Regions from separate parts of the Homo sapiens genome. Here regions 2, 3 and 4 are each linked to region 1. Evidence: chromatin contacts called from ENCODE Hi-C or POLR2A ChIA-PET data. All regions are on one chromosome and are shown on one strand. The core of a region is the stretch at or near the end of the contact, and the rest is flanking DNA. Distances in the headings are between cores, read along the strand shown. Region 1 overlaps CMIP (c-Maf inducing protein). Region 2 holds the start of GCSH (glycine cleavage system protein H). Region 3 overlaps PLCG2 (phospholipase C gamma 2). Region 4 overlaps LOC105369213 (a long non-coding RNA gene).

Region 1 (5,198 bases), core at 1,204-3,703:
TTATTTTTTTTTTTTTGAGATGGAGTCTCGTTCTGTCACCCAGGCTGGAGTGCAGTGGCATGATCTTGGCTCACTACAACCTCCGCCTTCCAGGTTCAAGCGATTCTCTTGCCTCTACCTCTCGAGTAGCTGGGATTACAGGCATGTGCCACCATGCCTGGCTACTTTTTAAATTTTTATTAGCAATGGGGTTTCGCCATCTTGCCCAGGCTGGTTTTGAACTCCTGGACTCAAGCAATTCACCTGCCTCGGCCTCCCAAAGTCCTGGGATTATAGGTGTGAGCCACCGTGCCTGGCCTTCTTTTTTTTTTTTTTTTTTTTTGAGGCAGAGTATTGCTGTATTTCCCAGGCTGGAGTACGGTGATGAAATCACGGCTTACTGCATTCTCAACCTCCCAGACTCAAGCGATCCTCCCATCCCAGCCTCCCCAGTAGCTGGGATCACAGGAGTGCACCACCATGCCCGGCCCTTGCTCCTTTGTTTCTAATGTGGGGCTCCTGTGGTCCTCTAGTCCAGGTGAACAAGTCTTTGAAATGCACGATCAGGGGCAACCTTTTGGGTAGCTTTTTGGAGCCCAAGATAATGAGCGGGCTTTCCTGGGCAGGGGCCAGAGGGCTGGGGAGGCAGAAGGCCATGGTTCTCTATGTTCATCTCAGGCTCCCAAGCCTGTCTTCAAGATAAACTGTAAAGTGTGCTCACTCTCCCACTGCCCACTCAGACCCCCAGGTGATGTGTCCGTTTTCTGGAAGTAGAGCGCAAACTCAGAGAGAGGCCGGGGCTGGAATTCCAGCTCTGCGGCCCCATCTGCATGAGTGTCCCTCTCCTTGCGGGTAAATTGAGGGCAAGGATGGAACCTTCCGCACCTTGTAGGGTGAGAACGAAGTGAGAAGTGAGCAGATATGCCCCAGGCCTCTCGCAGGGGCCTGCGCGTGCCGTGCCCTCTGTGCTTTCAGAGTGTTCTCTCATTCAGCAGTTAGGCATCGTGCCTGAAGCATGCCCTTATGGGGCACCTCCTGGGTACCAGGCATTGTGCTAAGGGTTGGGAGTGTGGAGACAACAGCATGGGAGAAGAGAGTTATGGACAATCGGTTCCAGTGCCCGCAAACGAGGGTGACTCAGGGTGGGCACTCGTGGGAAGCAGCAGGGTCCCTGGAGAGAAGGCTGCTGATCCAAGAATGGGTCCGCTCAGGCCAGGAGGAGAAAGCAGGGAGGAGCTTTCTGGGCAGAACACAGCATTGGGAAAGTCCGAGGGGCCTGGTGAGGCCTGGCACACGCTCCATAGGCCTCAGGTGTATTGAGTGGGCTGGGGGCTGGTGGAATTGTGGAGGGCGGACGCAGTGAGCTGCCTGCATGCTGGCCTTGGGACTTTGGACTTCAACATGGAAGCCGAATTACAGGAAGGCCCCATGAACGTCTTGTTCTTTCCTACTCCGCTTTGAGAGGACCTAATTCTTTGCCCCGATTTGGATCAACCTTAGGCCCAAGAACCTGGCAATGGCTGAGCTGATCAGGAGTGTGGGGCCCAGTTCGTTGCCAACAGGGAAATGTCCTCTGTCCCTCAACCTTTGACGTTGGTGGGGAAACCCAAAGGGGCTGGCAGCCCTTGGGGTCATTCTGGACTAGAAGCATCTAGACCCAAGATAATGCAAAGAATTGTCACGTATAGGAAAACTGGGATCAGCCCAGGCCAGTAATCAAAACAGCATGTTGGAAGTTCTACCTTGGGCTCTGCCACTTGCCTGCTGTGTGACCTTGGTCAAGTAACTTCACCTCTCTGAGCTTTTGTTTTTCATCAGTACAATGGGGCAGATAGCGGTACCAACTCCATGGGCTTCTGTGAAGGATTCAGTGAGATAATGCACATCTGGTGTTAGCCTTGTGTCTGACACAGAGAAAGTATACAGGAAAAACAGAGGGCTCTTATTACTGCCGTTACCACTGTCATTGCTACTGTTACCAAGATTACAGAGGAGGGGACCTGACTACACCCAAGGTCTGAGGGGCCAGAGAGGGCTTCCCAGGGCAGGTGACGTCAGGCTTTGGAGTCAGACCTTCTTAAGTTCAGGCTTTGCCTGAACTGTGGATTCACAGTTCTTCAGAGAACTCACTATGTGTGACATTGGGCAAGTTAGTTATTGAAATTAAGTTGAGCATGTTATTTACATTCTGATTACGTTAGTTAAACTCTACCTGGAAAATGGGATAATAACACCCGACAGCCAGGCTGCCGTGGGAGTATCAGAGCCACCAGGCCAGTTCTGTTTGAACATTTCCCTGAATGTCTTGGAGGATGGGATGGGGAGGGATGAGGAGGGCCTTCTTTGGGGTCCTCCTGTCTGCTGCACCCTTGACCTTGTCTGGTGTCTGACAGCAGCAGCAGGTAAAGAGCAGGCCTCAGTGATCTCCTGCATTTCCTCTGGCCCTCACTGGGAGCTCTTGCCTTGCCTGACAGTTCACCAAGTACTGTGTACTATCTTGTGCAGAAATCATGAGCAGGAGGAAGAACAAACCACTTCCTCTACAACCTTCAGATTTATCAGACACAACTTTTGACAGTTTCAGTTTAAAGAGAATTTCAAAAGAAGATGTTGAAAGCAATAGGGAAATAAAGCGGCCCCTGGCCTCAGCTCTCTGCTGCTTCCACATTTGAGACAAAGGCGCCGCAGGGATGCTGGGAGAGAGCCCCAGCGGTTCAAGAGGTGCCCCATCCAGGCGCCCCGTCCAGGCAGCTTGGGTCCAGAGCCTTCTTTGCACGTGCAGCCTGCTGGCTGTGGTGGCTGGGGTTCTGGGCATCTGCAGGGTGCTTTTCATGTCCTGGGAGTAGTGGCGTTTGCACAGAGGCCGGGTCACAGAGACAGATGTTTCAGAAGTTTGACCTCAAAACAGCTTTCTTTTCCCTTGGGTTGTCTGGAGAAAGTGCTAAAAATAAGGCTGGATCTGAGCAGGCGCTGCTGACAGGCCACCTGGAGGTTCGAGTCCACCACGAAGGTGGAGTCTTGGGGTTATACTGGCTGGAGCCATAGGAAATTGAGATTTAAAAAAGCTATTAAAAAGATTATAAATGAGATCTTGCTGTGTTTCCCAGGCTGGTCTTGAGCTCTTGAGCTCAAGGGATCCTCCCACCTTGGTCTCCCATACTGCTGGGATTACGAGCATGAGCCACTGTGCCCAGCCAAAATTGGGATTTTGTAAGTAGAAAATGATTAAATATTGGTTCCATATAGTTTGTAAGTAAACACAATTCTTGACTTCCTCATGTGATCTCTTCGCTGTAGCCCTGAAACTCCTGAGATCAGTACAAAAAGAAATCCTTTCTTGGGAAAGAAAAGGGAGTGTTATGATTGGTGTACATACACATAGGCACACACATATGCATACACACATGCACACAGGCACAAACGTGCATACACACATGCACACAGGCACACATGTGCGCACAAACATGTGCATACACACATGCACACAGGCACAATGCGTGCATACAAATATACCCACATGCACACACACGTACACATAAATGCATGTAGACATACTTGTGCATATACACATATACATGCATACATATGTACATATACACGTATACACATAGGCACAATACATGCATATAAATATACTCACATGCGCACACACATACATGTACACATACATGCACACATAGAAATACATATACACATACCATATATACTTGCTTGTACACACAGGCACAATATATGCATATAAATGTACCCACACGCACACATATGCACACATAAATATGTATAGGTGCACACATATGTATACATGTATGTGTATACATGTGCATATGCATATACACGTACAAATGCATACACACATACATGTACATGCACATACATTTGTACATGCATATGTACACATACACATGTATGCAGACATGCACACAGATACATAGGCATACATATACACATGTGCAGACATGTAATACACATACCAGTGTACACATACACACATGTGCACACACACATGCATACACAAATACACACACACACACAGTTATACAGTAGTCCACTCTCATCCTTGGGGGATATGTGTCAAGATTCCCAGTAGATGCCTGAAATGGTGGAGAGTACTGAACCCTACATAGACTCTGTTTCATCCTACGCGTACATACTGGTGATAAAGTTTAATTTATACATAAAATAAGGGTGACTTGAACACAAGCACCATGATACCATGGCAGTGGAATTGAGTACAGAGAGGGCTGCTGAGTGACTCACAGGCAGCTAGGACATGCAGTGTGGACAAACTGGACAGAGGGAGGACTCACGTCCTGGACAAGATGCAGCAGGACAGTGTGGGATTGAAGACTAAAGAATTGTCTGGAATTTTCCACCTAATCTTTTTAGACTGCGGTTGACTATGGGTCACTGACACTGCAGAAAGTGAAACCTCAGCTCAGGGGGCACTGCTGCAGGTGCACACACAGATTCACGGACATGTACATGCATATGCACTCAATGTATATGCCGTGTACACACACACTCACGCACATGCACATGTGCTCTCAGTATACACATGTATGCACGTGCACACAGGTACATCCTCACCCGCCATCTTTGAAATCTCACTTATTGCATTTGTGTTTCTGATGTATATGTAACTTTGGGCAAGTTGTGTGACGTCTCTGCCTCAGTTTCCTCGTCTATAAGATGAGATTAGCAGCAGTGTTTATGACCTGGAATTGTGGTCAGGATTCCATGAGAGGATGTATGAACCAACTTGAGAGCAAGGCTCAGAACCCCAGAAGTGCTTCGTGAAGATGAGCTGTTCGTATTTCCAGTGTCCTTCATGGTGGCTCATCTGGCCGCCCGTTCTGGTATCCTGTGTGTGGCGTGCCCCATGCGTGGAGGAGTGGCCCATCTCCCCAGGGGTCCCCTGGGTCTTGTAGGCACTGATCACAGCCACTCACTTGACACCGTTGAGTGTCAGCTACATGCCATGCCCTGTCCTAGGGTGCCCCAACATGGGCCCTGCTCTCAGGAACCTGAGCATTCACTGGGGGTGGCACCCGCAAATGTGTCAGCCAATCACCAGAGCCCCTTCAGAGGTGGCAGGTGCTAGGACAGTAGAGGGGCAGGGTGAAGGGGTGGAGAGATGGGAGGCCCCTCAGGAGGTGGCCTGGAGGCAGGAGCTGATCCTGTGCAGATGTGGAGAGGCCGTTGGGATGGTGAGTGCAGAG
Region 2 (5,198 bases), core at 1,734-4,233, 370 kb before region 1:
GCAACCGAGCAATTACTAATTGTAATTAGTACAATTCTCCTTAACAAGGAGCAGTTAGTGTCTCAAACATTTGGGTGTAAAGAAAATTGTTGGCCCCAAGTTTAGAGGGAGACGGCAACATTACAGGTAATGTTACCCCTCAGTCCTGGCCAACAGCAGTGGCTCTCGCCTGTAATCCCAGCACTTTGGGAGGCCGAGGCAGGCAGATCACCTGAGATCAGGAGTTCAAGACCACCCTGGCCAACATGGTGAAACCCCGTCTCTACTAAAATACAAAAAATTGGCCGGGTATGGTGGCGGGCACCTATAATCCCAGCTACCCTGGAGGCTGAGGCAGGAGAATCACTTGAACCTGGGAGGCAGAGGTTGCAGTGATTCAAAGACCTAAGTCTTTATTTTACTAAGCATGCTGTTTAGGCTAAAGGCAATGATTAGTACAATTCTCCTTTAACCCTTGGCCCGACAGGAAGAAGTGGATAGATTAGGTAAATAATTACTTTCTTTTTTTGAGACAGAGTCTCACTCTGTCGCCCAAGCTGGAGTGTAGTGGTGCAATCTAGGCTCGCTGCAACCTCTGCCTCCCGGGTTCAAGTGATTCGGCCTCATCCTCCCAAGGAGCTGGGATTACAAGCACGTGCCACCACGCCCGACTAATTTTTTGTATTTTTGGTAGAGACAGGGTTTCACCATGTTGGCCAGGCTGGTCTTGAACTCCTGACCTCAGGTGATCCGCCCGCCTCAGCCTCCCAAAGTGCTGGGATTAAAGGCATGAGCCACCGTGCCTGGACAATAATTACTTTCTAACTGGGCCTTGAAAAAGGTGGTTTTTGGCCTCGGAAAATTAGGAGTTGTGAGCAATTTATGAAAATTTTGCATTTTCCTTTTTCAATGTCACTAGTCAGATAAAATATTTTATATTAGTATTAGTCAATTTTTCTTCTCTTTTTTTTTTGAGATGGAGGTGTGCTCTTGTCGTCCAGCTACTCCACAGGCTGAGGCAGGAGAAGTGTTTGAACCCGGGAAGCGAAGGTTGCAGTGAGCCAAGATCCTGCCACTGGATGCCAGCCTGGGCGACAGAGCGAGACTCCATCTCAAAAAAGAAGAAAAAAAAAAGGAACGAAAACCACAGACTTGAAACTAAATTCTTATCTGAGAAATGCTTTACCTTTGTATTCAAATTAGTGATGTAGGGATCCCTATCAGAAACAGAGCGGACAGACTATTAGCAAGACAGCATAAGTAAATCTTTATGCTACAAATTTTGGAATAAATTTATCAACCATTCCAGCTCCAAACAGGTTTCTAAAACAATGAGCTAATGAGACAAGAGCCATCACTGATCTACGCAATCGAAGCAGAGGAGCAGTCAGTGTATCAAACATTTGGGCGTAAAGAAAATTGTTGGCCTGGCGCGGTGACGCACGACTGTAATCTCAGCACTTTGGGAGGCTGAGGCGGGTGGATCACTTGAGGTCAGGAGTTTGAGACCAGCCTAACGTGGCGAAACCCTGTCTCTACTAAAAATACAAAACTCAGCTGGAGGTGGTGACGGGCGCCAGTGAACCCAGCTACTCGGGAGGCTGAGGCAAGAGAATCGCTTGAATCTGGGAGGTGGCGCTTGCAGTGAGCCGAGATCACGCCGCTGCACTCCAGCCTGGGCGACAGAGCGAGGCTCCGTCTCAATAAAAAGAAAAAAAAAAAAAAAGAAAATTGTTTTTCCCCTGCAATAATTGTGCTGAAGTAGCACAAATGGCCGAAACATTCATGGGCAGGTTTCCCAGTTATTTCAAGTCCGTTTGAGTTAGGGCTCATTTCAGCAAGCACACACATGAATGATCCAATACAAACTTTAGCAGAACTTCTGTTGAGTCCAGAAGACTTTATCTTACTTGTTTTGGGGAAATAGCTGAATCTTCAAAGTTATGATTGTTTTATCTAGTAAAAAAATCTAGATCTGGCGCTTTAATTTTTTTTTTTTTTTTTTTTTTTGAGGTGGAGTTTTGCTCTGTCGCCCAGGCTGGAGTGCAGTGGCGCGATCTCGGCTCACTGCAACCTCTGCCTCCCAGGTTCAAGCGATTCTCCTGCCTCAGCCTCCCGAGTAGCTGGGATTACATGCGCATGCCGCCACGCCTGGCTAATTTTTTGTACTTTTAGTAGAGATGGGATTTCACCGTGTTAGCCAGGATAGTCTCGATCTCCTGACCTCGTGATCCGCCCTCCGGCATGAGCCAACGCGCCCTGCCTGGTGCTTTAATTTTAATAAGCGCTTCTGTTTTAATTTTACTTCGGAGTTCTCAGTAACGGTCCATTTAGTAAACTAAAGGCCTCCCCATTTGGGGTCTCAACGATGCACGCAGATGGGAGATAAACTTAAGGCCACCGAGACGCTTAAGCGACACGTGCCTGGCTTCTGCAGCAAGCGGCCGACCTGCCCGCCGGACCCGCCGGGCCACCCCCGCCTCGGTGTCCCGCAGGCCTCCCCTCCCGGCTGCATGCAATCCCTAGGGCAAAGGCTACTCGCGGGTCCTCCCGCTACTTAAGGGGGAGAAGCGGCCGCAGAGCCAGGGATCCCAACAGAAATAAGAAGGGGGCAGGGTCCGCGCTCGCTCCGCCCCGGTGGCTCAGGAGCGGTGCCCCGGCGTCCTCCGTGTCCCGCTGGGCCCGGGACAAGCAGCCCAGGCGGGGAGGGAGCAGCCGCCCACGTGCCCGCCGCGCTTACCCGAGAGCAGAGCGGGTCCAGTGCGCAGCGTACGGACGGCGCCCACCCCCAGCTGCCAGGGCCTCGGCGGGCAGGGCGCGGCGGGTGACGGGACCGCGCGCAGGGTGCAGAGCAGGGCCCGCACGCTCCGCACCACTCGCAGCGCCATGTTCGCAGGGGTGCGGGGGTCGCAGCGCTACGCCTCGGCCACCCGCGCCGGGAGGCGGGGCGGGGAGGGGCAGTTCGCGGCCGGAGGGAGCCGGCTGGATGGAGGCGCGGAGGCGGTGCCGCGGGGGCGGGACAGAGCCTGACTGGGCAGAGCGTGGAGGGCGGAGACTCCCAGGCGAGGGGGCGAGGCAGGGTCTGATTGGCCAGCACGCGGAGACTGGGGACTCCAGGGCCTGGCGCGACCTCGGATACGGCGACGCGAAAGAGGGGCGTGGGCATGGGGAAGAACCTGAGGCCCGGAAGAGGCAGCACCGAGAGGCGGAGACTAGCGCGGCGGGCCTGGGTATGATTGGGCTGCCCGCAGGAGGGGGGCGGGGCCTAGCCCCAGACTGGGTTCCTTTCCACATGTGTATCTCTTTTACTGCCTCTGTCATAAGTTTTCAAAGGTGGTTTCACCACCTCACGAAGGAATTCAAGAACAAGTCGGAAAGTCGTGAAAGTACAGAGGTTTACTGCAAAGTACACACTGAAGAAAGGGCGGACTCAAAAGAGGGCCACACAATGGGGCTTGGGGTTTCCATCTTTATGGGTTTCTTTGAGAAATGGAATATACACAAAGGTTTCTGGAATAAGGTGGAGACTTGTCAGAACTGTGGTGCCACCCATTTTTACACCAAATATGGGTGTTCCCGGAATTGTTGTGGTGCCGGTGGGTGTGTGACTTAGTATGTTAATGAGTCCTAGGTGAAGCCTAGGTCAAAGCCACACCACGTTGGGTCCAGTTGGTTTTAGCCAGGTTGACCCACACCCTGGTTTTTCAGGGTCTTAGCCCATAGCTTGTGCAGCTATTTCAACAGTTTCCTTTTGTTAGACAGAACTGCAGCCTGGAAGTTTCTATTCTCCTTCAACTGCTCTGTAACGTTCCTGTCTCAAAGAGCCCCAGGGACCCCAAACAGGACCGGCAGAATCCAGAAGCTTACTTAAAAAGGAATAAAGACTTGTCCAAGGGTCATAAGTGGCTTCTTGGTGGAGACTGGACCCAAGCCAGTCACTAATGCAGAAATATTCAAAACGCAGAGAGCTGAGACCCAGTGTGCACAATTCCTTGTTTCATCGGCCAGCGGTGTGACCAAGGCCTTCCGAGAAAAGCCGAAGTCATCATCCCAATCCAAGAAGTCAGAAAAAAATTAGGTTCTGGGAAAAACCTCACCTTTAACACAGATTTTATGGAGTGGCCATGAGTCAGCAAAGAAATACTGTTCTGAAAAACACCTTAAGCTACACACACACCTTTAGTACTGTTACAGAAAGGGCTCCCAATCCAGACCCCAAGAGAGGGTTTTTGGACCTCATGCAAGAAAGAATTTGGGGAGAGTCTATAAAGTGAAAGCACGTTTAATAGAGAAGTAAAGAAAAAAAAGAATGGCTTCTTCGTAGACAGAGCAGCAGTATGGCTTCTCGACTAAGTGTACTTATAGTTATTTCTTGATTGTATGCTAAACAAGGGGTGGATCATTCAAGAGTTCTCCAGAAAAGGGGCAGGGATTTCCTAGAACTAACGGTTCCTCCGCTTTTTGGACTATAGGGTAACTTCTCTGGACGTTGCCATTGCATTTGTGAACTGTCATGACGCTGGTGGGAGTTGTTTTTTTTTTAACATGCTAATGCATTATAATTAGCGTATAATGAGCAGTGAGACCTACCAGAGGTCGCCATCTTGGTTTTGGTGAGTTTTGGCCAGCTCCTTTACCGCATCCTATTTTATCAGCAGGGACTTTGTGACCTGTATCTTGTGCCAACCCTAGCTCATCCTGTGACTAAGTGAGGCAGGTGAATCACTTGAGGTCAGGAGTTCGAGACCAACCTGGCCAACATGGAGAAACCCCCGTCTCTACTACAAATCCAAAGTTTAGCCAGGCATGGTGGCAGGTGCCTGTAATCCCAGCTACTCAGGAGGCTGAGGCACGAGAATCACTTGAGCCTGGGAGGCAGAGGTTGCAGTGAGTCGAGATCACGCCACTGCACTCCAGCCTGGGTGACAGAGCGAGACTCTGCTTCAGAAAAAAATACAAATAAAAAGAATGCCTAACCTCCTGGGAATGCAGCCCACCAAGTCTCAGCCTCATTTTACCCAGCCCATATTCAAAATGGAGTTGTTCTTGTTCAAACACCGGAAACAGTACCATAGGGTGCACACCATGGAGTGTGTGTGTGTTTGGGGAGCCCATACGTTGTTGCACTGAGCTTCTGCCCTGCTATGAACTTAGGGTTGCCACCACATCTGTGCAGTGGCTTGCAAGGGCCGTCATGCCCACTTTCTTTTGAGCAAATC
Region 3 (5,198 bases), core at 716-3,215, 370 kb after region 1:
AGGCAGCCTTGGTCCATTGTAGAACTGGGTACTACTGCAAAAGTGCCAAGTCCTTGCTGTAATCTGCTCTCTGGAGAACAGACCCTGTGGGCAGGGGAAAGGCCCATTGCCCACCTCCTGGTGTCATGAACACTGTTTTTCTCAGTGGGAGGAGGTGGAGGTACCCAAAGAGGAGGAAGTGGCCTTCCAGGTGCCACTTACTTGGTTTGGTGTCAGCTCTGTTATTGATTCACTGTGTGACCTTGGACAAGCTCCTTGTCTGCTTTGAGCCTTAGAATTTTATGTCTGCAAAATGGGTATAATAATGACTCCTCTGTCGTAGGGTGGCTGGCACGAAATGGGATAATTTAGGTGAAGCAGTTAATATACTACCTTACGTACAGCTAACACTTAGTAAGTAGCTGTTATAATAATAATGAAGATGGCCGGGTGTGGTGGCTCACACCTGTAATCCCAGCACTTTGGGAGGCCAAAGCGGGCAGATCACCTGAGGTCAGGAGTTTGAAAGCAGCCTGGCCAACATGGCGAAACCCCATCTCTACCAAAAATACAAAAATTCGCCGGGTGTGGTGACACTACTTGGGAGGCTGAGGTATGAGAATCGCTTAAACCTGGGAGGTGGAGGTTGCTGTGAGCTGAGATTGTGCCATTGCTCTCTAGCCTGGGCGACAGAGCAAGACTCGGTCTCAAATATAATAATAATAATAATCATAATAATAATGATAATAATTGAAGATAATAGGAAAACCATGTTATTACCTATATTAGTGTCCTGTGGTTGCCATAACACAAGTGCCACAAAATGAGGGACTTAAAACAGAAATGTACTTATTCCCTTGCAGTGTGGAGCTTAGAAGTCTGAAATCAAGGTGTTGGTAGGGCAGTGCTCCCGCTGGAGGCTCTAGGGGAGGATCCTTCCTCTCCTCTTCCTGGCCTCTGGTAGCTGCTGGTGACCCTGGGTGTCCCTTGGCTGGTGGATATTGGCACTCCCATCTCTCCCTCTGAGTGTGTCTCTGTCCAAATTTCCCTCTTACAAGGACAGTAGTCTTGGGTTAGGACCCACCCTAATCCAGCATGAGCTCATCTTGACTACATCTGCAAAGACCCTATTTCCAAAGAAGGCCACATTCACACATACCAGGGACTGGACTTCTATGTATGTTTTTGGGGGATGCAGTTCAACCCCCAACATTACCCGTTTATACTTTCTTTCCAGGGCCACCAAGGACAAGACCAGAGTCATTTTCATCCTGAATTGGTGTCAACTAGTGTTTTCATACCCTAGAGACTATCCAAATGACACAGCTGACCCAATCCCTGCATTTCTCAGAGGGGGAAACTGAGGCCCAGGGAGGTAAAATGACTCTCCCAAGGTCACACAGTAAGGTAGTGGCAGTGGGACTGGATCGTGGATCTCCTGGTGCCCTGTATTGGCCCACGTGTCAGCCATGGACTCGTATTCCCACTGGTGGAGCCAAGAGGTTTTTGCTGTCTGCAGGGGAGAGCACTTTGGATCTTGGCTTCTCGTTTCATCCTTCCCTTGGTAGTGGTTAAGAGTGCAAGCTTTGGGCCGGGCAAGGTGACTCATGCCTGTAATTCCAGCACTTTGGGAGGGTGAGGTGGGTGGATCACCTGAGGTGAGGAGTTTGAGACCAGCCTGGTTAACATGGTGAAACGCCATCTCCAACAAAAATACAAAAGTTAGCCGGGCATGATGGCACACTCCTTTGGTCCCAGCTCCTTAGGAGACTGAGGCAGGAGAATCGCTTGAACTCAGGAGGCTGAGGTGCAGTGAGCTGAGATTGTGCCACTGCACTCCAACCTCAGCAACAGAGCAACACTATGTCTCAAAAACGAGTGCAAACTTTGGAGCCTGGCCATTCAGGTTCAAGTTCTGGCTCAACCATTGTGACCTTGAATGAGTCAGTGACTCTCTCTGCTTCAGCCTCCCCACCTGTGGAAGGAAGACAGTCATCTCAGCCTTACATGAGTGCACAGGTGTCAGGACCCCTGCTGTGCACACGGGCATGTACTCAGTGTTTCTGTGCATGTGGTTTCCCTTCCCTTTCCTCCTGTTTGGTTTTCTCTGAAGCCGAAAGGTCCTTAGTAGGAAGTTGAGGACCAGCGTTCTCCATGGGAAGACTCAACATCAGTTACAACTCTAGAATTTATTCCAGGCCATCCAAGTTAAGGTAGTTGTCTGTATTTTGAGAACCTTTCTCTTGCTGTAAAAAGCAAACAAAAACAAAAAAAGACAAACTAGCAAACTCAAAGAACGAGAATACATATACATGCAGTGCTGCTTCAGATGGAAGTCAGAAAAGTGTGTGATCAAATGAAAGGCTGTTGTTGAAAGGGAAGTCTGCATTTACTCTTCTGCCAGTTCTCAGACTACCTCAACTCCTTGCTGACATTCCTAGGAATTGTGGTCCCAGCTGGCTTCTATAGCTGTGTGACCTTTGCCTTTTCCAAACGAGTGGGCACCCTGCAGGCCACTTCCTCTGGGTTTCAGTGCCCAGCTTATCAGGAGGCTGCATGAACATCTATTTCTAGCTGGGCGGGAAATAGGACGGGTCCTGGCAGAAGGCGGAGCCCAGAGGTGGCTGGTAGAATCCCCTGGGAGGAGTAAGGGATGCTCTCCGCAGGGACCCCCGTGTCGTGGGTGCCATGGCAAAGCGTTAACAACAGGCAGTGCCTAGGGAGCCTGAACCAAGGTTGGGAGTGTGGTTTCCTTCTCAGTTCCCTTTCCGTCTTCCTGATTATGACAAGAACATCTGTTTGGTACCAACATGTGTTTTTTTTTTTTTTTTTTCTCCTTGATGCTGTGCATTTTTTTCCATTGGAATTTTTGTTGAGATAATTGAAGAATCACATAAAGATGTAAGAAATGATACAGAGAGATCTCATGTGAACGTTACCCAATTATCCCCAATGGTAATATCTTGCAAACCTGTAGTGCAGTATCACAGCCAGGATATTAACATTCACAACATTCATAGAACCCACTACCAGTCTTATTCAGATTTTCCCCCATTTTCCTTGTACTTGTGTGTATTTAGTTATGTACAATTTGGTCACATGCATAGCATCCTATATCTGCCATCATAGTCAAGAGACTAAAGCAATGTAATGATTTCTTACACCAATTCCATTTCCAAAATTTTAACATGTCTGTCTTTGAAAGATACTAATTTTCTTTTTTTTTTGAGGCGGAGTCTGGCTCTGTTGCCCAGGCTAGAGTGCACTGGCTTGATCTTGGCTCACTGCAACCTCTGCCTCCTGGGTTCAAGTGATTCTCTTGCCTCAACCTCCCAGCTTCCCAAGCACCTGGGACTGTAGGCACCTGCCACCATGCCTGGCTAATGTTTATATTTTTAGTAGAGATGGGGTTTCACCATGTTTCCCAGGCAGGTTTTGAGCTCCTGGCCTCATGTGATCTGCCTGCCTTGGCCTCCCAAAGTGCTGGGATTACAGGCATGAGCCGCCGTTGCCAGCCTGAAAGATATGAAATGTCTTTATTAAAATATAACTTGCAGACATAAAAAAGAATGAGTTCATGTCCTTTGCAGGGACATGGATGAAGCTGGAAGCCATCATTCTCAGCAAACTAACACAGGAACAGAAAACCAAACGCCGCATGTTCTCACTCATCAGTGGGAGTTGAACAATGAGAACACATGGACAGAGGGAGGGGAACATCACACACCAGGGCCTGTCAGGGGGTGGGGGCAAGGGGAGGGAGAGCGTTAGGACAAATACCTAATGCCTGCAGGGTTTAAAACCTAGATGATGGGTTGATAGGTGCAGCAAGCCACCATGGCACAGGTATGCCTATGTAACAAACCTGCACGTTCCGCACATGTATCCCAGAACTTAAAGTAAAATTAAATATATATATATATATATATATATATATATGTAAATAACATAGATGTGGTAAAATGCACACATGGTGCATGTAAGGCTCAAGGCTTTAAGCATGGGTCCACCTCTGTGGCCATTCCTCGGGTCCCGGTGACCCAGTCCTCTCTTTAGGTGACACCACTCTGACCCCATCAGTGAGTCTTGCATGGCTAATTGGCTTTGTGCCTCTCTTAAAGGCTTCTCATTTCCCTTTATGACTCACAGAACCAAGCCGAGGGTTTTGCTTCCAGCAGACAACTATTTCTAGGTAGAATTTAATCATATTGTCACGTTTCCACTGATTTTATTATTTTGCAGTTCCTATTGTATATGGTGAGTGTTACTGGTTTTCTTTTTGCCAAAAACATAAAATCACTCTTAACATACATCAGTTCAGGTGAAAACGGTGAGTTGATTTAAAGAAAACTATCACATAAATAGTATCAGCAGTAGGCAGATACAACAAACCTTATAAGGTTGATAAACAAATGTTTGCAGTTTGAGAAATAATGTCATATGGCTCCAAACCACCCCCCAAAACTGGTCAATCCATGTGTGAGGAAAAAAAAAAATCTCTATATAGTCTTTGTATAATGAGAGTTTTCTGTGTAATTTTGATACACAGTACTGGTTTAAAGAAAAGCAGAATTAGCCTATTAAAATATTAATAGGCTGTATATAAAGTAATGAGCCCTTCCTTTATTGCCTTAATAATTTTTGTTATATTTGCATACCATGAGTACTATTTTATATCTAATACTTATTTTAATATTGATTCACTATTTTTAAACTTAATTTTATATAGAAAAGAAACTTGATTTCATAGTTTAGAGGTGCCAGGTATGTATTTTTTCAATATATTTTAAAATATACTACAGTTAAGACATAACAAAGGGTGGGCACCATTTAAATTTAATTACCAGCAGGAGGGTGAAAAACACCAAGTTTAAATGGCACCAAAATGATGAACATTTAGGCTGGGCATGGTGGCTCATGCCTGTAATCCCAACACTTGGGGAAACCAAAATGGGAGGATCACTTGAGGCCAGGGATTTGAGACCAGCCTAGGCAACATAGTGAGACCTTGTCTCTACTAAAAAGAGAAAACTTAGGTAGGTGTGATGGTGCATGCCTGTAGTCCCAGTCACCTGGCTTTGGGAGGCTGAGGCAGGAGGGTCCCTTGAGCCTACGAGTTCAAGGATGCAGTGAGCTGTGATTGTGCCACTGCACTCCAGCCTGGGTGACAGGGCATGACCTTGTCTCCAAAAAAACTTAAAGAATTATTTGATGGCCCA
Region 4 (5,198 bases), core at 1,096-3,595, 280 kb after region 1:
TGAGATTACAGGCATCCGCCACTGCACCCAGCTAATTTTTTGTATTTTTAGTAAAGACAGGGTTTCACTGTGTTGGCCAGGATGGTCTCAAACTCCTGACCTCGTAATCCACCCGCCTCGGCCTCCCAAAGTGCTGGGATTACAGGTGTGAGCCACCGTGCCCAGCCAACTTCCCTTTTTTTTTTTTTTTTTGTTTGAGATGGAGTCTCACTCTGTCACCAGGCTGGTGTGCAGTGGAGTGATTTTGGCTCACTGTCAGCTCCGGCTCCTGGGTTCACGCCATTCTGCCTCAGCCTCCCAAGTAGCTGGGATTACAGGTGCCCGCCACCAAGCCTGGCTAATTTTTGTATTTTTAGTAGAGACGGGGTTTCACCATATTAGCCAGGATGGTCTCAATCTCCTGACCTCTTGATCTGCCCGCCTTGCCCTCCCAAAGTGTTGGGATTACAGGCGTGAGCCACCGCACCCAGTCCCCCAACTTCCCTTTTTGATTAAAACAGATTGAGGTGACTTTTCTTCTCACTTGTAACCAAAAAAATTCCAAATCTTTTGGCACTCCATAAATAGCAGTCATGATGGTGAAGCTGGTGGGGATGATAAGGAGGCAAGTTTGTTTTTTTTAAGATAGTCGTGCTCTGTCACCCAGACCATGGCTCTCTGCAGCCTTGACCTCCTGGGCTCAAGTGATCTCCTACCTCAGCCTCTTGAGTAGCTGGGTCTACAGGCATGGGTCACCATACCCAGCTAATTTTTTTTTTACAGGCAAAGTCTCACTATGTTGCCCAGGCTGATCTTGAACTCCTGGACTCAAACAATTCTTCCGCCTCAGCCTCCCAAAGTGCTGGGATTACAGACATGAGCTACTGCTCCCAGCCCAGGAATTGGAATTTTTTAGGGCATCTGGAGAGGTGAAAAAGGGGGCCAACAGGCTGGATGCTGCAGGAAGGAAGGGGAAAGGAAGAAGGGTTGGTTTTTCTGGATTCAAAGTGTCTCATCTTAACTCCAACCCTGGACTTTAAAAATAATGTTATGCAGTGGAACCTTTTTCCTGTTGATTCCATAAACATTCAGCAAAGAATATAAGATGATTAAGTGCTGGTTGTAAATGACCTCCAGCAACGGGGCTGGGTTTTGCATCCAGGTCACTGCAGGGCTGAACTAGAAAAGGTTGTGTTGGGTAACCCAGCCCAAGATTCAATCTTAATCGGTCTAAGCCAGTGGTGGCATTCCTAGCCTCCCTCCCACTGATTGGCCGGGAAGGGCATATGACCTAGTGCTGACCCATGAGAGGTAAGGAGAGTTGCCGGAAGCCTTCTTGGATGACCTGTGGCCACAGGAACCTCTCTTTTCTGTAAGTTGCAATATCCCTTAGGGTAGTCACTGAAAATCTTCATGTTTGACCATCCTCTGCCTTTCCCAAGTTGAATTTTGCTCAGTTTCATCCAAACAACGACTATAACTCAGGGTTGCATTCAACATATTTAACAACCGAGATAACATGGACCCTGACTAACTAATAGCCACTGGCCACAGACTGCAGGCCATATGGTAATTACCAGCTGGATGTCAACCCCAAGTCTGCTCCCTATTATGGGCTGCATGTAGTTGGCTCCTGGGGATACAGAGATAAATTATGTGGATTTACTGTTCTCAAGGTGGGCAGTCTGGTAGCTTCTGTAAGAAAAAGTAGGTTAGGTCTAGAATGCCAATGTTTCGCATTTTCCCTGTAAATCTCAGGTTCTGACCTTGGCTGACATTAGGGTCAGGGGGGAGCTTGGCCCAGGCTGATTCAGCAGATCTGGAGGGGCATGGGCATGTATGTTTAAACAAAGTCCCAGTTGGGAACCTCTGCTTTCAGCTATCCATTCAGAGGCCGAGTTCAGCGGCCAGACGTTATTCCTGAGCCTCCTGGCTGTCATACAGCGAACGACCTGACTCTCTGTAGGGGCGAGACTAGCCCATTCAGAGGTGCGTCCTTCCTTTTTCTTTAGAAGGGAGCAAGTGTGTAAAGGAGGAAGAACAAGGGTGCACTTCTGGGGACAACATAATGTCACAGAACCAGGGAAGGAATTTCATGGCCCCTAGAAAACTCAATAGGCAAGAGGATGCCATAGTCGAATGGAACCTCTATTAACCCCAAAGTCAGACAGGACCAGCCCATGGGTGCTCAGGGCACTGTGGCACAAACAAGGCCGGCCTGCTGGATAAAGGGAGGTAGAAACGCTTTCAGCCCTCCCCGGTGCTTCCCGGTTTATAACTTCATCTACTCGTGACACGTGGGGGTCCGCCGCCGCCACTGGCAGGGTGCCTTGAGTGCTTGAGTTTTCGCCCCCAGCACAGGTGGAGAACCCAACTCCCAGAAAACATCTGGGGCGGAAACGGAAGCATGGCCGCAGCGGTGAACGCACTGCATTCTGGGAAATGTAGTCGAAACGGCCGCTGGGGCAGAGTGAGCACCCACAGTGGTGCCTTCTGGGGAGGGTCGTTTTCACGTAGTCCAAGAGCCAGGGGTGGGAACCGCGGGGCTCTCACCCCAGCGCCGGGAGGGGATGAACAACTTTTGGATTTTGAATTTAAGTGTAGGATTTCGTTTTGTCAATCTCCAACCCTAACACCCAAGGAGGCAGAGAATAAGAGCAATATACACTTCTGTGATGCCATTCATGTCTGCATTGATTATTTCTCCGTCGAACTTGAGTAAACAGGCAGTTTAACCTCCCAAGCATCTGTAAAGTGGGCATATTAATAATTCCCACTTCTCAGGCTTGATAACGTCAATCAGGTAACTGGTACAGTGCCTGACACACCTTCATTGCCCTCTTCTCTTGGAACCAGTGGAGCCTACAAAGCAAACAGATGTGCTTTGTAACCAGGAGTATGAATTCTGCTCCAGGAGAGCACGGGGGACTTTGTCATATTTTGGGAGTTGTAATTTCATTAAATTCCAGCCAAAATTCATAGGCAAAAACTTAAGGAAATCTTGTCACATAAAGGGATTCAGCAAAGGTACACCAACCACCTTGCTAGCCAGGACACAGTGAGATGAAAGTTAAAAGCATATGACAAGCTTCTGGGTCAAGCATTCTCAAACAGTACTAGCGATAGTATTAATGGGTTTATCCTCTATAAAGAGTAATTTGGCAATAGCTTTCAAAATTACAAAGGCATATATGTGCAGCTTCAGTGATTCCCCCTCTAGGAATTTCTCCTGCAGACATACTCCAAGATTTTCAAAATGACAAAAGTTTAAGAATATTAATGGGACTGGGCGCGGTGGCTCACACCTGTAAGCCCAGCACTTTGGGAGGCTGAGGCGGGCAGATCACTTGAGGTTAGGTGTTTGAGACCAGCCTGGCCAACATGTTGAAACCCCATCTTTACTAAAAATACAGAAACTAGCCTGGCGTGATGGTGGGTGCCTGTAGTCCCAGCTACACGGGACACTGAGGCACAAGAATTCCTTGAACCCGGGAGGTGGAGGTTGCAGTGAGGTGAGATTGTGCCCCTGCACTCCAGCCTGGGCGACAGAGGAAGACTCTGTCTGAAATAATAATAATATTATTAATGGTAGTATTGTTTTTTAAATAAATGATTGGAAGTCATCTACACATCTGTGGATAGAGGATGAGTTACATCAATTGTGATGTATCCATATACTGGAATACCATGCAGCCATTTAAAATAATAAGGTGCAACATCATCTATATAATATTCTTGCAAAAAAATGTTTAACCTAAATCTATTATGAGGAAAGAAACAGAAATTCAAGTTAAGAGAGATTTGCAAAATGCCTGGACACTCAAAAATGTCAGTGTCATAAAAGACAATATGGACTGGCGGACTGTTTTAGATTACAGTAGACTAGAGACATGACTGTTAAATGAATGACTTTTTTTCTTTCCATTTTTTTTTGAGATGGAATCACCCAGGCTGGAGTGCAGTAGCGTGATCTTGGGTCACTGCAACCTCTGCGTCCCAGGTTCAAGTGATTCTCCTGCCTCGGCCTCCCAAGTAGCTGGGATTACAGGCACCTGCAAGCACACTCAGCTAATTTTTGTATTTTTAGTAGAAACAGGGTGGCCCCATATTGGCCAGGCTGGTCTTGAACTCCTGACCTCAGATGATCCGCCCACCTCGACCTCCCAAAGTGCTGGGATTGCAAGCCTGCGCCACCGCACCCGGCCAAGGCCCTTAGTTTGAGATAGCCTGGCCAACATGGTGAAACTCCATCTCTACTAAAAATACAAAATTTAGCTGGGCTTGGTGGCACATGCGTATAATCCCAGCTACTCAGGAGGCTGAGGCATGAGAATTGCTTGAACCTGGAAGGTGGAAGTTGCAGTAAGTCGAGATGGTGCCACTGTACTCTAGCCTGGGTGACAGAGTGAGACTTTGTCTCAAACTTAAAAAATTAAAAAAAAAAAAATGAAAAAAGAAAGGTGCAGAGCAGAGTATGCAGAATGCTGCATTTTTGTGGAAATGCTCAAAGACTGAGTCTGAAAGGAGACACAAGAAAGAGGTGACTAAGGATGTCTCGGAGAGGAGAACTGGTTTGGGGGAGGGGACATTAGGGGTAAACAGGGGACTTCTTGCACTTACCCCTTGAGACCTTTTGAATGGCATGCCATGTGCCTGTATAAACTATTCAAATTGCAAAAAAATAACTTCAAAGAAGACTGTTTCTGGGAAAGCACTTGTGGTCAGAAAACCCCAGACTCGGATCTCCTATTCCCCATTTGTAGACTTGATGGTAAACCCAAACAGAAGGAAGGAAAGCCAGTGACTTTCATATCTGTTTCCACATCTTATCCTCATTACAACCCTGTGAACCAGTTAGGTTTTATCGGGCACATTTGACAGATTAGGAAAATTGAGGCTCAGAGAGGCTCGGTGAGATGCTGGCAGAGCTGGGATTGAAACAGTCTTGACTATGACTGTACCTGGCTCCTTCCCTCCTGCAGGGGACCTCTCCAGGCACTGAGGCCTGTGGCGGGGGGTGGCAGGAGAGAGCTCAGGGTGGAAGATGTGGGTGAGGTTTACTTCCAGGCTGTGGTGCTCACTAAAGCTCCTTTCCACTGCGACTTTCACAAGGGGGCCCCTCAGTCAGGAAACAGCAGTCTAGGATGCCGGGCAGCCAAACCAGGGTTTGATTTACATGTTCTCACACTACTGGTTGGGTGGTTTATTTGGGAAGGTAG

The links. Hi-C counts contacts between places; a loop is a spot of excess contacts on that map. ChIA-PET counts read pairs that join two places held with the same protein, here RNA polymerase II (POLR2A). Pooled maps may share reads with other maps.
Region 2: a pooled map shows a loop between it and region 1 (8-fold over the local background). The contact joins the promoter of GCSH here to the enhancer-like site in region 1. A Hi-C loop is called at or near these places in 7 of 50 pooled maps. POLR2A ChIA-PET finds 5 or more read pairs at or near these places in 2 of 52 experiments (CD8-positive, alpha-beta memory T cell and activated T-cell).
Region 3: a loop to region 1 is called in a pooled map, with 2.3 times the contacts of the local background. The contact joins two enhancer-like sites. A Hi-C loop is called at or near these places in 13 of 37 single-sample maps with no recorded cell type and 5 of 50 pooled maps. POLR2A ChIA-PET finds 5 or more read pairs at or near these places in 2 of 52 experiments (GM12878 and H1).
Region 4: a loop to region 1 is called in a pooled map, with 3 times the contacts of the local background. The contact joins two enhancer-like sites. A Hi-C loop is called at or near these places in 6 of 37 single-sample maps with no recorded cell type and 5 of 50 pooled maps. POLR2A ChIA-PET finds 5 or more read pairs at or near these places in 5 of 52 experiments (A673, H1, T-cell and 2 more).

What each region holds. Positions count from the first base shown.
Region 1 is chr16:81,467,583-81,472,780 of GRCh38, forward strand. The region is part of intron 1 of CMIP (c-Maf inducing protein); the gene reads left to right. Among named protein-coding and RNA genes, the nearest start is that of CMIP, 25 kb to the left of the region's middle. RefSeq lists an enhancer at 2,249-2,749. Within about 2 kb of position 2,454, at least 14 of the 41 ENCODE cell types and tissues checked have a DNase peak (open chromatin) inside an H3K27ac peak, as active enhancers do; they include GM12878, where a contact is called at or near this core.
Region 2 is chr16:81,093,412-81,098,609 of GRCh38, forward strand. GCSH (glycine cleavage system protein H) reads right to left here and starts at 2,984. Exons shown (of 5, transcript NM_004483.5): 1 at 2,720-2,984. The coding sequence starts at 2,867. RefSeq lists silencers at 2,401-3,070, 3,221-3,320.
Region 3 is chr16:81,834,891-81,840,088 of GRCh38, forward strand. The region is part of intron 2 of PLCG2 (phospholipase C gamma 2); the gene reads left to right. Among named protein-coding and RNA genes, the nearest start is that of PLCG2, 58 kb to the left of the region's middle. RefSeq lists an enhancer at 2,093-2,282. Within about 2 kb of position 1,966, at least 4 of the 41 ENCODE cell types and tissues checked have a DNase peak (open chromatin) inside an H3K27ac peak, as active enhancers do; they include GM12878, where a contact is called at or near this core.
Region 4 is chr16:81,743,991-81,749,188 of GRCh38, forward strand. All of the region lies in intron 2 of LOC105369213 (a long non-coding RNA gene), which reads left to right. It also overlaps a transcript of PLCG2 not described here. Among named protein-coding and RNA genes, the nearest start is that of PLCG2, 33 kb to the right of the region's middle. RefSeq lists enhancers at 1,562-2,181, 2,071-2,520, 4,842-4,911 and a silencer at 3,144-3,336. Within about 2 kb of position 2,346, at least 13 of the 41 ENCODE cell types and tissues checked have a DNase peak (open chromatin) inside an H3K27ac peak, as active enhancers do.